Regions from separate parts of the Homo sapiens genome. Here region 2 is linked to region 1. A link is a contact called in ENCODE Hi-C or POLR2A ChIA-PET data. All regions are on one chromosome and are shown on one strand. The core of a region is the stretch at or near the end of the contact, and the rest is flanking DNA. Distances in the headings are between cores, read along the strand shown. Region 1 overlaps LINC00592 (long intergenic non-protein coding RNA 592). Region 2 holds the start of KRT7-AS (KRT7 antisense RNA 1).

Region 1 (7,255 bases), core at 2,266-4,765:
AGTGCACATGACTGTGCAGGTGTGTGATGGAATTCAGGCTCCTGCAGACTTTGCATATTTGTGAGTGTGTACATTTGGGAGCATGTGCGATAGCACAAAGTCATGTGTTTCCCTGAGTGCTTGGAGAAGCTTAAGTGCCCTGCCAAGTGTGTGCTTCTCTGTGCCTGGGGACACCAGTGGGCACCGGAATAGCATGAAGCCACGTGGACATGTGTGAGGTGGGAGGGGGCTGTGGGCACTTACACAAGGCTGCTTGTAGCATGCACCTGTGTGCCCAAGAGGGACTATCTGCCTGTGTGAGTTATGTGCACATGTGTGTATTCACTGCACGTGTGAGGGATATGAGACCATATCCCTGTGGCACCATAAAGGCACATGTGAGCAGTGAGCAGGGCCTGAGGAAAGCTGTCTGTGTCTGCATGAGGAGATGCATCCTCACAGGCCCAGGGTGTGGCTGTGCTGAAAGGGGACATATTTAGTGATTTATGAACTTTTAAGGAAAAGCCTCAGCCCCCATTCAGGCCCCAGACACAGTGACCCCCTGCCCCCACTGCCACATCACTCAGGCCTGACATCAGCCAGGCACCTGAAACCACAGGAATGAGAGGTGATCTCCTTGCTCCTGCCACCTCACCTGCTCACCCACTGCAGGGCTGATGCCAGGGGACAGCAAGGATGCCTCCCGAAGCACCTACTGGGTGCAGGAGTGTGCTGCCAAGACCATGCTGCAGTCCAGGCCAGAGACCCCTCTGCAGCCATGGAGGCCACGCTAGCCCCACCCGCTGGCTGAGAGAGGGTTGCAGGGAGTAGGGATACCTGTCTCTGCCTTGGTGGACTTGGGGTGCAAGTGCCCCCTTTCCCAGGCAAGCCTGACTCCTTCAGGAGAGCTGGTGGGCTTCCCAAAGTCTGCCCTCTGGGACTGACTGGCCATGAAGCAGAGGAGAGGAAGCCGTTGATAAATGTGGGATGGAGGAATGAATGAAGAAACGGTGAGGCTGGGTGAGGTGGCTCACACCTGTAATCCTAGAGCTTTGGGAAGTTGAGGCAGGAAGATTGCTTGAGTCCAGGAGTTGGAGACCAGCCTTGGCAACATAGTGAGACCCTCTCTCTGTATTTTTTTTTTGAGACAGAGTCTCAGTCTGTCGCCCAGGCTGGAGTGCAGTGGCACGATCTCGGCTCACTGCAATCTCTGCCTCCCAGATTCAAGCGATTCTCATGCCTCAGCCTCCCAAGTAGCTGGGATTATAGGATTGTGCCACCACACCCAGCTGATTTTTTGTATTTTTTAGTAGGAATGGGGTTTCACCATGTTGGCCAGGCTGGTCTCCAACTCCTGACCTCAAGTGATCCGCCTGCCTTGGCCTCCCAAAGTGTTGGGATTACAGGTGTGAGCCACTGCGCCTGGCCCAATCTCTCTCTCTCTTTTTTTTAAATTTTAGAAAAGAAACAGTGGTTCCCAGGGGTGGTGGTGGCTGGCCCCAGGGAGTGCACTGAGGGTGAGTGGATGGCTGTGCTCGGTGCTAAGAGATTGGCCTTTGAATTCACTTCTGCCTGATCCTCATTTTTCTCCTTTCTACGAAAGATCAGAAATCCCCTTCAAGTTAATTATACCAATGAAATTCAGAGGTGTGCCTGGTGCCTGGCACATGGTAGGTGCTCAGGAAATGACAGGTGTCTCCTTCCTGAGAGCTGACAGCTGTCCTGAGCCCCTTCCAGAGCAACCCCTGGACCAGCCATGAGTCAGCTATGGCTGGGCAGCAGGGATCCTCGAGTTCCTGTTCTGGAAGCATGAGTCAGGCCCAGGTGGGAGAGGAGGGAGGTCATACTGGGGTCAGATGCCGGACCCAGGCAGGATCAGACAGGCGCCTGGCTGCCACCTTATCATGATGCTTGTTGCTAGTAACTGGATCTCAGAAGATAAGGCCCTGGGGCTGAATGAAGCATTCCAGCTCTGTGGGCCGAAATGTTGTTGACATGGGCTGTACGATGCGTAGATGCTTTTCAGATAGCACAGCCTGAAAAGGGCCAGCAAGCTCCCGAAGGCATTGCCTTCACAGCTGCTTTTGCCACTACTGCTGGGGGCAGAACCTCCAGCCCTAGAGCTTGCCCAGCCTGGGGACCCCATCACCTCCATGAGAGCTCCTGGATCTAGCTTGCCAGCCCAGAGCCCATCTCTGATTTCTTGAGAGCCTCTATTCTTTATCTAGATCATAGCAGTCACCAGTGAGGACCCAGATGTGCTTTCCACCAGGCTTTGGAGAACATCTGAGGAGTGGAAATTCCTATTTTAACCCTCTTTCCCACACCTCTGACTCTTGAGCAGGGGTCCATTGTCCGCTGTTGCTGCAAACTGTGACCGTTCAGTACAATGGACAGTGCTCATGACTGGGGTGGGGTGGGGACAAGCTTCTCTGCGCTGTGCAAAAGTCAGTGTTTCAGCCACACTAGGCATGTGCCCAGTGCCCAGCTCCTTATCTCTAGGAGCCATTGTCTCACTTGTTTCTTATGGCAGATAAAGATGGCTTATCCATCTCTTAGGAACAAAGCACGCCACTTTAGACAGTCACAAACATGAACGACCTTATTTAGGAATCAGGTGCCTCAGAGAGAGCCTTTGCAGGCTGAAACATGGAGGGAAGTGGGGACTTATCTCTTTGCCCCCCAGATATGCAGAAAAAGGCAGTGCGGGAACACACACACACACAGACACACACACCTGGACAGAGAAACAAAGCATTCATTGAGCGCTTGCTGTGGACCGACCCTTATTAGGCACTGGGAGGGAGTGTATAGAAAAGTGAGTTTGCACAGCGCTTGCCTTTAGCAGCTCACAGTTGCATGGAGAAGACATGCATCAGCAAATGCTTACTGCTTTTCCATTTTTGAAATTTGTAGGACTATCCCAGGGAAAACATTGAAACTGTTAAAATATGCAAAAAGTGAAGCAGCAGCTTTGCTGTGGGGAAAAACAAACCTCAGAAACCCTTAGTGACAGGCCACTGAACACTGGTTCCTAAGGCAGTTCTCTCCTGGTTCCACTGGCAACTGCACCAGCTGGACCCCTGCCACCCCTGCTGGGGAAACAGTGAAGGGGAAATGGCATAGAGGGCCAAGGACAACAGGTTCTGGTGACTTAGATTTTATATATATATATACACACACACACACATATATATATATACACACACACACACACACACACGTGTATATATATGTGTATATATATGTGTTTATATATATAATGTGACAATACCAGAGAGCAAAGGCACTGCTCTCTTCCTCTCCCCTCCTCCCTTCCCTAGGCTCCTCCTTCCCTGAGCCTTCAAGGCCTGATGGTAAGGTCTCGGTCCCAGTGGAGGATAGGAAAAGTCCCGGTTTGCTTCACTTCCTATCCCAAGCCCTAGAGGCCACAGGCCACCGACCTCCTCCTGGAGTGCTTAGTGCTGAGGTTCCTCACTGGAGCCTTGGCCTGCAGCCAGCATCCAGCCCTCCCAGGCCAGCCTCGGGCCTGAACCCCTGCACATGGAGGTGTTTGTCTGCCCACGCCTGGCAGCCTGCCCCAAGACAGTCAGGATGAACAGGTTTGGCCACCTGAACTGGCTGCAGCCTTTGCCTTTAGTGAGATAAAGAAAGACTCAGAGCTTTCAGCCACAGCCAGAATGAAGTTTTGGGACTTTTTCTTCCCCTTTGAAATAATTTTTAACTTATGAAAAAGTTGCAAGAATAGTACAAAGGACTTTTTTTTTTCTGTATCATTTGAGAGTAAGTTGCTGGCCTGATGGCCCCTCACTCCTGAATACTTTAATGTGTATTTCCTCAAACAAGGACATTCTCACTCTCACATAACCACAACACAGCCATTAACACCAGGAATTTCATCTCAATACATTACTGCCATCAAGTCCTCAGACCCCATTGGTTTTTCCCAGTTATCCCGGTGATGTCCTTTAGAGCAAAATGTTCCAGTTCGGAGTCAGGGGGTTGCGTGCGGCTGTCATGTCTGGTTAGCGTTCTCGAATCTGAAATAGTTCCTCCGTCTTGATTTCCATGACCTTGACACTTGTTTTTTGTAGTACGTCCCTCAATTGGGGTTTGTGTGATGTTTCTCCATGAATAGATTCTGATTCTGCATTTCTGGTAGGAAAATCACAGAAACCATGCTGTGTTTCTTCCTATGGCATCCTGTCAGGCCCTGCACCATCTTAATTTGTTCCATTACCGGTGATGTTAACTTTGATCGCTTGATTAAGATGGTGTCTGCCAGGCTTCTCCGAGGTAAATTACTTTTTTCCTCTTTGTAATTAAAAAGCACTTTATGGAGAGATCCTTTGAGACTATGTAAGTATCTTGATCTTCATCAAACTTCCTCCCACTAGTTTTAACACCATTGATGTTTCTTGGCCTAATTATTACTGTGATAGTTGCCAAGTCCACTATTACTTCTGCATTTATTAGTTGGCATCTTCTGTACAGAAAAAGAAACTCTCTTCTCTACATTTATTTATTCATATTTTTATTTACATTAGTGTAGACTCAGGGATTCCTATTTTACTCTTGATTTATTTTGGCTTTATTTTATTAATTTTAATTTATTTTTGTTAATTTATTTTTGAGATAGGGTCCTGCTCTGTCACCCAGGCTGGGGTACAGCGGTGTGATCGTAGCTCACTGTAACCTTGAACTCTTGGGCTCAAGCAATCCTCCTGTCTCAGCCTCCCAAGTACCTGGGACTTCAAGTGTGCACCACCATGCCGGGCTAATTTTTTTTTTTTTTTTTTTTAAAGACACGGTCTTGTTACGTTGCTCAGGCTGGCCTTGAACTCTTGGCCTCAGGTGATCTTCCTGCCTTGGTGTCCCAAAGTGCTGGGATGACAGCACCTGGCCTCATTATTTATTTTGATGCTGAAAATCTCCCTGCTTGGCCAAGGGGTCACCCCTTCAGCAGGCTTCTGTGTCCTTTTGCCATACCCCCTCCATTCTTTAGGCACTCCCTTGCTTTCTAAAACAAGATGTTCCTGGCTCATCTTGTGCTTTCCCTATCCCACCCATGGCATTGGCCATCTTTCCAAGGAACAGTGGTTTCTCTTGGTGGAGAATGAGATATGGAAACCGAGATCTGGGCACTAGTTCCCCTCATTGCTTTTGAGAGTCGTTCAGTTTGTCAGTGATTCTTGGACTGGAATCAGGGGAAGGATGTTTCCTTTAAGCTTTAATATTCGAAACCAGCAACTCTAAGTCTTGTTTGGGTGGTGGGCAACATGGAAATAATGAGACCTTTAATGAAAAAATATAATCTATTGATTGAATAAACAATGTTCTACAGGAAATAAAATCATCAGTGGAGTTAGCAAATACATGTGCATATCTGTATATGTGTTTATGTAAATATACATCTACACAATTTAAATCTGTATCTATCTATCTATCTATCTATCTATCTATCTATCTATCTATCATCTACCATCTATCTATCTATCCATCATCTATCTATCTATCCATCTATCTGTCTATCTGCCTATCTTGAAGGCCTTGAGTCCACACTGAAAACTCCAATACCAAACCCATGATCACATGGTTCATTCAGTTCCTCCCTTTCCATACTTATAAATCCTTTCTCCCTTAGTGAGAAGTGTGTCTTCCATCATACCTGTGTGTATAATCAGTCTGTCTGTGTAGCCACCACTGCCAGCACAGGTGCCCTTGTCTGTACTGGGACAAAAACCCTCCCAGCTGCTGCCCTGGCACAATGTCTGCCTTCCTGGACCCAACTAATAGCTTTGGGACTAAATTATTTAGGAAGGCAGGCAGCTCTTTGGACATTTTGCTGACCAATGAATCATGACTTTTCCTGATCTTTGGAATGTTTTGCTTATAACTTTTTCTTAAAAATGATATGTTTTGCCATTTTTTTTTTTGAGACAAGGTTTCACGCCTGTCACCCATGGTGGAGTGCAGTGGCACGATCTTGGCTCACTGTAACCTCTGCCTCCCAAACTCAAATGATTCTCCTGCTTTAGCCTCCTGAGTAGCTGGGACCACAAGCTCATGCCACCATGCCCGGTTAATTTTTTTTTTCCTGTGGAGACGGGGTTTTGCTATGTTCCTCCAGGCCGGTCTCAAACTCCTGAGCTCAAGTAATCTGCCTGCCTCAGCCTCCCAAAGAGCTGGGATTACAGGCGTGAGCCACCGTGCCTGGCCTGTTTTGCCATTATTAAAGTACCAAATTTCATGAATAACTTCTGCAAAGGAGAACCATTTATTTATGCACAACACTTCTGACAGCAAATGTGTGAGTTTTCTACACAAAACAATTCTCCAGTTCTCTGCAGACACCAACTGGGTGTCCTACAATTTAATTTAGTTTGAACACTAACTACCCAGGGTAGGGGAGAGCCTGCAGGTTAAAGTCTCAGTCCCACAAGACTGCTCCCATTTCAGATGCCAATCGCAAGTACTGGGTACTCACACCTCTGTGTAGTTTGGCCACCAATCCAGGGTTCCCACAACCCGCTCCTTAGGTTCAATAATTTAATGGCTCACAGAACTCAGAGACACTTTCTTTAGGTTTACTGGTTTATCATAGAGGAGATTATAGAAGACAGACATGAATAGTCAGATGAAGAGGAAATAGGACAAGGTCTGGAAGGGTCCTGAGTGCAGGAGCTTCTGTCCCTGTGGAGTTGCGAGGCACCGCCCTCCTGGCACATGGATGCATTCTCCAACCTGGAAGCTCTCCTACCTCATAGTTTAGGGATTTTTATGGACACTTCAACACATAAGCATTATCAATTATTACTCAATCTTTAGCCCCACTCTCCTCCCCAGAGCGTGGGGAATGGGGCTGAAAGTTCCAAGCTTCTAATCAGACATTGACCTTTCTTATGACCAGCCCCTATCCTGATGCTCTCCAGGAGCCCACTGGCAGTCAGCTCATTAGAACCAAAACCCCACTCCTATTGTCCAGGAAATTAGGAGCTCTGTGTCAGGAACAGGGATTGAAGACTAAATATTAGAAAAAAAGTTGCTCCTAGCACCCCTATCACTCAGGCTATTACAAGGGTTTAGGAGTTCTGTGTCAAGTGCTGGGGGCAGAGACCCAATATATATATTGAATTATGACATAATTTGGAGAACAGAGAAAGGGAGTCAATCATAATTCCAGCCCTCAGTACAACCATTGTTTAGTATTTAAACATATTTCATTTTAGTTTTTTCCTCCAGTGCACCTGTTTTTCTTTTAAGCATAATTGTAAGT
Region 2 (7,255 bases), core at 2,710-5,209, 34 kb after region 1:
TCTCTCTTTCCCTCAGCCTTTGCTCTGCCTGCTTCCTGGGCTTGGGGCCGCAGAGGCCAGCGAGGCTCCCTTCATTCCCTCCACCAAAGCGAGGTCTTCCCTGCCCCCACAGAGCAAACTGATCCCCAAGGCCAAGGCCTTGGTGACAATGGGACTGTGAGTCACAAAACAAACATAGCCAGCTGTCCCGAATGGATTTTTAATTTCTACTGCAAGACCTGTTTCAGCCCCACTGGCTGCTTAAAGCCACCCCCACTCCCTGCTCCTTCCTTAGTCCTGGCTGGAGCCCCATTCAATCAGTCAACGATTCACGAATTATTTTGACATATATTAAGCAATGACTTCTCCAGGCCTCATACTGGGGATAAAAGTATCAATAGGCCACAGACACCTTTAGGATTTTATGATACGGTGAGGAAAGGCAGCCATCTACATAAATAACACATACAGCTACCATTCACCGAATCCCAGGTGCTCAGGGCTTTAGACAGATTATGTCATTTAACCCTCACAGGCCCATGAATTTGGTCCTGTAGTTGGGCCCAAGGCATAGGTGGGAAATGGAGGCCCTGAGACATTGCCTGGGGTCAGGTGGCCAGTGGATAGAAGGGCCAAGGTGAACACTCCCTTCCTGCATGCCTCCTCGCTCCTTTTACAAGGCTGAAGGCAGGCTGGAAGTGTGGGGCAAGAAGGAAAAATCAATGATCCTGCTTGGGGCCTGGAAGGAGAGAGGGCTGAGAGCGCTTCCCTCCCACGCTAGGAAAGAGCCGTCCTCACTGTCTGTCCTCTGCCCCCAGGTTGGCTGGAGATGGAGTGGGAGCCGTGAATATCTGTAAGTCCTTGGCTGCGGCCCATGGGAAGCATCCCTTGTGCTGTTTAGATGGGGCTGGGTCTAGAGAATGGCAGACTGGCCCAGGGCCCTGCTGGAGGGGCCAGGAGACTCCTTCCTTTCTACAGGGATTGACAGGTCCCCTGGAGCACATACTGCCAGGCTCAATGGCCTGGGAAGCACTACAAGAGGGCAGGGTGGGGCCAGGAGCACCTGGGGAGCAGCCCTACCCCTGTCAGATGCTCCTTCTGGGTTGGCCCATGGAGGGGGGCAGGGGTGAGGGAGAGGGGCAGCTGGGGCAGGAGGGTGGGGTGCAGTGAAGGGATGGGGTCCCTGGTAGGGAGCCTCACGCTGAAGAGAGCCCTCCTCTTTTCTCTCCCAGCTGTGATGAATTCCACTGGTGGCAGTAGCAGTGGCGGTGGCATTGGGCTGACCCTCGGGGGAACCATGGGCAGCAATGCCCTGAGCTTCTCCAGCAGTGCGGGTCCTGGGCTCCTGAAGGCTTATTCCATCCGGACCGCATCCGCCAGTCGCAGGAGTGCCCGCGACTGAGCCGCCTCCCACCACTCCACTCCTCCAGCCACCACCCACAATCACAAGAAGATTCCCACCCCTGCCTCCCATGCCTGGTCCCAAGACAGTGAGACAGTCTGGAAAGTGATGTCAGAATAGCTTCCAATAAAGCAGCCTCATTCTGAGGCCTGAGTGATCCACGTGCCTGGTATCCTGGCTTCATGAGGCTGGGCAGGGGAAAAGACGGGACTAGAGAAGGCAGGGTCTCCCTGGTGACTAGGAAGCCTTTTGTGCAGGAGACTGAGAAGGCACATGGTGGGATGGGGTGCTGCTCTAAGGAGCAGGACGCTTACCTAGGGTGAGCCTTGGCCTCCAGGTCTGGGGCTGATCCCAAAGATTCTCCTGAGGAAGCCCAGAAGAGCCACGGGGAAATGCAGGCTCTGCCAGCAATTGGGCCTTGGAGGGCTGCCCTGCTAAGGGGGTGGAAAGGCTGTTTGCCTCCCTCCCCCCATGCCCAGAGCTGCCAGAGCACATTCCTTTTGTGAGGAGGCCACAGACGTTCAGCTGCCCCAGCTTCCAGTTTCGGGTGGCCCAGCCAACTTTCATGCCAGCCGTCCTCAGCCCTTCCTGGTGCTGGGTCTGCCAGGCTCATGGTCAGCCAGGCCTGGGGCCCTGGAGAGGTCCTCTGCATCTTGAATTCTGTGGAGGTAGTGGTTGTGGGGGGGAGGTGTGTGTGTGCATGGGAGGAGGGTCCTAGAGTCTAGATCCCCGGTAACAGGTCTGTGCCTAGGACCTTAGTGGAGGGATGGGTTTGTATCTGGATCCATGGGAGTGGGGAAGGACATCTGTGTTAAGTCAGTGCTTGATGGGGGCTTCTATGTCAGAGTCCCCGACACACAGGTCTGTGTGTCTGTGAGTGTGGCAGGTGTTCTGTGGCAGGGCCTATGCATGGGGAAATGTGTCCCTGATGGGCAGCAGCACATATGATGGGTACTGTGGAGCCACAGGGAGGTCTCTGTGTCTGGGACCCCAGGGGTGATGGTGGTGGTGTGGATGGGGGAGCTATGTGGGATGTGTTGGCTTCTGGGAGGAAGTCTGTATATTTGACCCTATGGTCAGGGAACTTTCAAATGCTGAGGTGGGGGCTGGGGTGGAGAGTGGAAAAAGTGGACCAGCAGCCACAGTGATGGGGTTCCCACCCAAGGTGTCAGGAGATCCAGGCCCTCTCCCTCCCGACTAAGAAGACCAAGTGGGCAAGAGGAAGGAGAGACTCTCAGGGCACAATGCATATGATCAGGAGCTTTACTGGAAATGCTGAGACAAGCACAGGGGAGAGGGAGGGAGCCAGGCAGCCAGGCAGGAGAGGTGGCCTGTCCTGCACGTGTATTAGAAGACATTGGATTAGAAGGCACAGCAAGTCCACACCAAGGGGCTCCAGGCCCATCTGTCCCTCAGAAGCCACAGGCATCCAGGCCTCCGGACCGGGGTCTTTACCTAGGGCTGCGAGGACAGTCCTTTAGATTCGGGGGTTGGGAGAGCTGCGGGCTAGGAGCCCTGTGCTCTCGGAAGCAGTGAAGGGACTAGCGGGCGGGGATGCGAGACAGGAAGGCGCGGCGTGGGGGCCGATGGGGAGGCTGGGCCCCGAAGCCCTCCTTCCCCACGTCTGGGGACCGTGGGAGCTCCGGGCTGCCTCTGGAGGCAGAGGCTGCTGCTGGTGAGGCGGCGTCGGTACAAAGTGGGGCGCTCAGGCGAAGCGCACGGAGCGGCCGCTGCCGCTGCTCTGGCCGCAGGGCGCACACAGGCCGGTGCTCACCGCCACGTTCCCGCTGCAGGGGGCACTGCAGACGCTGCCCGTCACCGGCCGGGAGCCCGACACGCACAGGTCCCCGCATAAGACCCCGCCGCGAGAGCTGCTGACACCTGCCAGAGGGGGAGGACAGGGCCCAGTCTCCTGGCGGCCAGAGGCCCCTTCTGCTCAGAGCTTCTCCCCTCTGTTTCTATGCGCGCCCCTCAAACCCTCACATGGGCACTCCTTCCTGCAGTCTTAGCCTCAGGCGTCCTTGATACACTGTTAGCCCAGGTCCTCTCTATAGGCAGACATAGCCATGCTTCGCCTCACAACAGAGACATGTTCTGAGAAATACAGCATTAAATGATTTTGTCATTGTGCGAACATCATGGAGTGCACATACGCAAACCTACATGTTGTAGCCTACTACACACCTGGGCTCTGTGGCGAGGGTGGCCAACCTTTTTTATTTTTTATTTTTATTTTTGAGACGGAGTCTCTCTCTATCGCCCAGACTGGAGTGCAGTGGCGCGATCTCGGCTCACTGCAACCTCTGCCTCCTGGGTTTAAGTGATTCTCCTGCCTCAGCCTCCCTAGTAGCTGGGATTACAGGTGTCCATCACCTTGCCCGGCTAATTTTTTTATTTTTAGTAGAGACGGGGTTTCACCATGTTGGCCAGGCTGATCTCAAACTCCTGACCTCAAGTGATCCACCTGCCTTGGCCTCCCAAAGTGCTGGGATTACAGGTGTAAGCCACCACACCCAGGCCCCAAGGGTGTCCAATCTTTTGGCTTCCCTGGGCCACACTGGAAGAAGAAGAATTGTCTTGGGCCACACATAAAATACACTAATACTAACGGTAGCTGATGAGCTTTAAAAAATCACACACACGAAAATCTCGTAAGTTTTAAGAATGTTTACAAATTTGTGCTGGGCCACATTCAAAGCCGTCCTGGGCTGTATGCAGCCTTCTGGTCAGGGGTTTGACAAGTTTACCCTATAGCATAGCCTGTTGCTTCTAAGCTACAAATCTGTACAGCATGTGACTGTACTGAAGACTAAAGGCAACTGTAACACCATGGTAGGTATTTGTGTATCTGAACATAGCTAAACCTAGGAAAGTAGAGTAAAAATATGGTATAATCTAATGGGACTACTGTCCTATATTCCATCCATCCTTGACCTAAAAGTCCTTATGTGGTACATGACTGTAGCTAATTAAGTTACTATAAGCACTCACTGCCCCACTCCATCTTTCCTTTTAGAGTCTGCAAACTACGGCCACATGCAGGCTTCCTGTTTGTCAATCAAGTTTTCTTGGAACCCAGTCATACCGCTTCCTTCAAGTATTGCCTTTGGCTGTGGCTGCTTTACATGACAACGGAGTGGAGCAGTTGAGGCAGAGACTACATGGCCCACGAGCCTAAAGTTTTTACTATCTGAAGCTCTAAGAAAAAGTTTGCCTGCCCAGAACCCCAAGCTGTTATTTCAGGACCCACAAAATGGATTACTTACAGACATTTACAGCACCAACGCCCTCACACAACCTTATAGGGAAAGCAAAGAGACAGAAATTAGTTGTGGGGAGCAAAGCTGGTGAAATCTGTTTAACCTGCAAATTCTCTCCTCCAATTAGCGTTGATGCACATTCCAAGTAAATAATATGCAGACATGCTCCTGGGTGTTGAAGCACTGCAGCACTGCCTGGGGGAAACTGAGGGGACACCCTCCCCACAGCTGTGGTCCTCACCTCTGCTCCTCGCCCTCCAGCAGGCGCCTGTAGGTGGCGATCTCAAAGTCCAGGCCAGCTTGGAGTTCATCACCTCCTGGTACTCCCTGATCAGGCAGGCCATGTCCTGCTTGGCCTTCTGCAGGGCACCCTCCAGCTCGGCCAGCTTGCAGCGGGCATCACTGAGGGCCGCCTCACCCTGCTGCTCAGACTGGGCCACCGCGGCCTCCAGCTTGGAGTTCTGGGAGGCAAGGGAGGGTTATTAAGGATCTCTGTTCTGGCTTCAGGGTCAGAGGCCAGGTAACCACTGACCACTGACTAGCAGAAGAAAAAGAGGCCTTGTCTATTTGTTAGGCCAGGGGTTGCAAATTAGTGCTCCCAGGCATGTTTGCACAGTGTCTTCAATTTTGGAAATTTAACACAATAATTGAAATTCTTGGCTTCTTTCAAAAGATCAGAGGATCTGGCCACACTGGACCTGCATTTCTGCATGGCCTGCCTCAGTTGGATCTGCCTAGCCCTGCCTTTTGTGCTTTCCAGTTTACCATAGTCCCTATCATACCCAAGTGCCTTGGGAACAGCTTGCTTGCTTCGCTCATTTACTAACCCCATTGATGTCTGAATGTGTGATCACTGATCTAGAACAACAGGCCAGAGAGGTTAAATGCCTTTCCCAAGTCTCATGGCAAACTAGTGGCAGAGCTTGTTTGAGAGCCCAGGTTTCCTGCCCCTTAGACTGGTGCTATTTCCTCTGCCCCACTCTGCCCTTGGAAGCACCTCATTCCCTCCATATTGCCCCAATGCCTCCATTCAGCGAGAATGGAGAACGTTTTCCATGGAGGAGGCTGTCTGTCCTCATGCTGGGTGTTTGCCCTTGTCCCCACACACTGGCAAGGGGTCTAACCCAAATCCCTCTCCTGAGGGCTAACCCCACTCTCTTCCTACACTGAGGGGTGGGCTGGGCTCCCATACCTGGCACTTGGCGTTCTCCACCTCGGCTGTCAGCCTCTGGATCATGCGGTTCAGCTCGTTGATCTCCTCCTTGGTGCGGCGCAGGGTCTCCCCGTGCCTGATCACCGTGGCCTTCATCTCCTCACACTGGGGAAGTAGAGTTGCTTATGAGGCTCAGGGTGGGACCTCCCATCCATTCAGGACACCACGGATGATTGTGCAGGTTGTGCAGTGCTCAGCCTGTGCAACCACACATGGCAGTCCTGCCCTGCTACCCCAACCTCAGAGAGGCAGCCCTTATCTTCCCATCCGTAGGGACCAGAATCCCCAGAAAAGGAAGCCTATTTAATAGGTACCTTGCATCCCTCCAACTGCCATGTCTAGCAGGCAGGTGTCCTGTGCCACTCACCTTGCTGCGGTACCAGGACTCGGCCTCGGCCCGGCTGCGGGTGGCAATGTCATCGTACTGAGCTTTGATCTCAGTGATGACACAGTGCATGTTCAGGTCCCGACTGTTGTCCATCTTGACGACCACTGAGGTGTCTGAGATGTGCGACTGGAGAACGCGGATCTCCTGCAGGAGATGGGGAGTGGCAAGAGCTTCTTAGACCAGAGCCCTACTCTTGGTAGCCCACCCTCATCATCATCCCTTGTCCCCTTTCCCTGCTTCTTCGATGTCTGAAGCCCCACCCTCCCAGTTACAGTCTTCCACCTCAACCCTGGGACCCCCTCAGGACTCCTCAAGCCCAGAGTCCTGAGCCTAGAGGACTTGGAGGTAGAGAGTCCATGTCTGAGGCCCAGTGCCTGATTTTAATCAGGACCTTCCAGCTTGAACCTTTGGGTCTAGGACCAGAGTTTACCACCTTGTGGCAATTGTCACTTTAGTAACCAGGAACACCAGGTTGCCTGGGGCATGGCAGTGGGAGGTCAAGCCACACTTCTTCACCTGCTCATGGTGAACCTGCCTGGGGTTTCTCCCCTTGTCCCACCATAGGGTCAGAAGCTGAATGGTGACAAGTATTTTCCAATGTCTAACTCATATCCTCCTTGCTGCCCCGCTGCTTTGTGACCCCGCACCTCCTCATATAGCCGCCTCAGGAAGTCGATCTCCTGGGTCAGGGCCTCCACGTTGGCCTCTAGGTCTGATTTGCGCAGGTAGGCACAGTCCACATCCTAAAGGGGAGAAGGTGGCACAGGAATTGCACTGGGAGACAATTCAGAACCCTTGTTTTTTTCCTACCAGGGAGGGGCACCCCATCAGGCTGAGCAGCTTCCCTGGAAACCCTCTGTACGTGCTCATCCCAGTGCCTGGTATCATGCCTTGGTGAAGCCCCTTATACAGTTAGTAGTGGCGTCAAGAGCAGGTTTGGGTAAGGGAGGGGGACACTGAGGTTTGCAGGTACTTCCTCTGGCACCCACTGGGATGATTTCTCTAGAATCCAT

Evidence for each region. Hi-C counts contacts between places; a loop is a spot of excess contacts on that map. ChIA-PET counts read pairs that join two places held with the same protein, here RNA polymerase II (POLR2A). Pooled maps may share reads with other maps.
Region 2: a loop to region 1 is called in a map of CD8-positive, alpha-beta T cell, with 5 times the contacts of the local background. The contact joins two enhancer-like sites. A Hi-C loop is called at or near these places in 5 of 168 maps with a recorded cell type or tissue (CD8-positive, alpha-beta T cell, PC-9, dorsolateral prefrontal cortex and 2 more), 1 of 37 single-sample maps with no recorded cell type and 12 of 50 pooled maps. POLR2A ChIA-PET finds 5 or more read pairs at or near these places in 9 of 52 experiments (A549, MCF 10A, PC-3 and 5 more).

What each region holds. Positions count from the first base shown.
Region 1 is chr12:52,213,941-52,221,195 of GRCh38, forward strand. The region is part of intron 3 of LINC00592 (long intergenic non-protein coding RNA 592); the gene reads left to right. Among named protein-coding and RNA genes, the nearest start is that of LINC02874, 4.0 kb to the left of the region's middle. RefSeq lists an enhancer at 1-68. Within about 2 kb of position 3,516, at least 15 of the 41 ENCODE cell types and tissues checked have a DNase peak (open chromatin) inside an H3K27ac peak, as active enhancers do; they include PC-9, where a contact is called at or near this core.
Region 2 is chr12:52,247,380-52,254,634 of GRCh38, forward strand. It overlaps KRT7 (keratin 7), which reads left to right. Exons shown (of 9, transcript NM_005556.4): 8 at 798-832; 9 at 1,212-1,542. The coding sequence ends at 1,381. It overlaps KRT7-AS (KRT7 antisense RNA 1), which reads right to left and starts at 69. Exons shown (of 2, transcript NR_146274.1): 1 at 1-69. It also overlaps the pseudogene KRT87P. RefSeq lists enhancers at 2,421-3,027, 4,557-5,057, 5,058-5,558. Within about 2 kb of position 3,960, at least 6 of the 41 ENCODE cell types and tissues checked have a DNase peak (open chromatin) inside an H3K27ac peak, as active enhancers do; they include PC-9, where a contact is called at or near this core.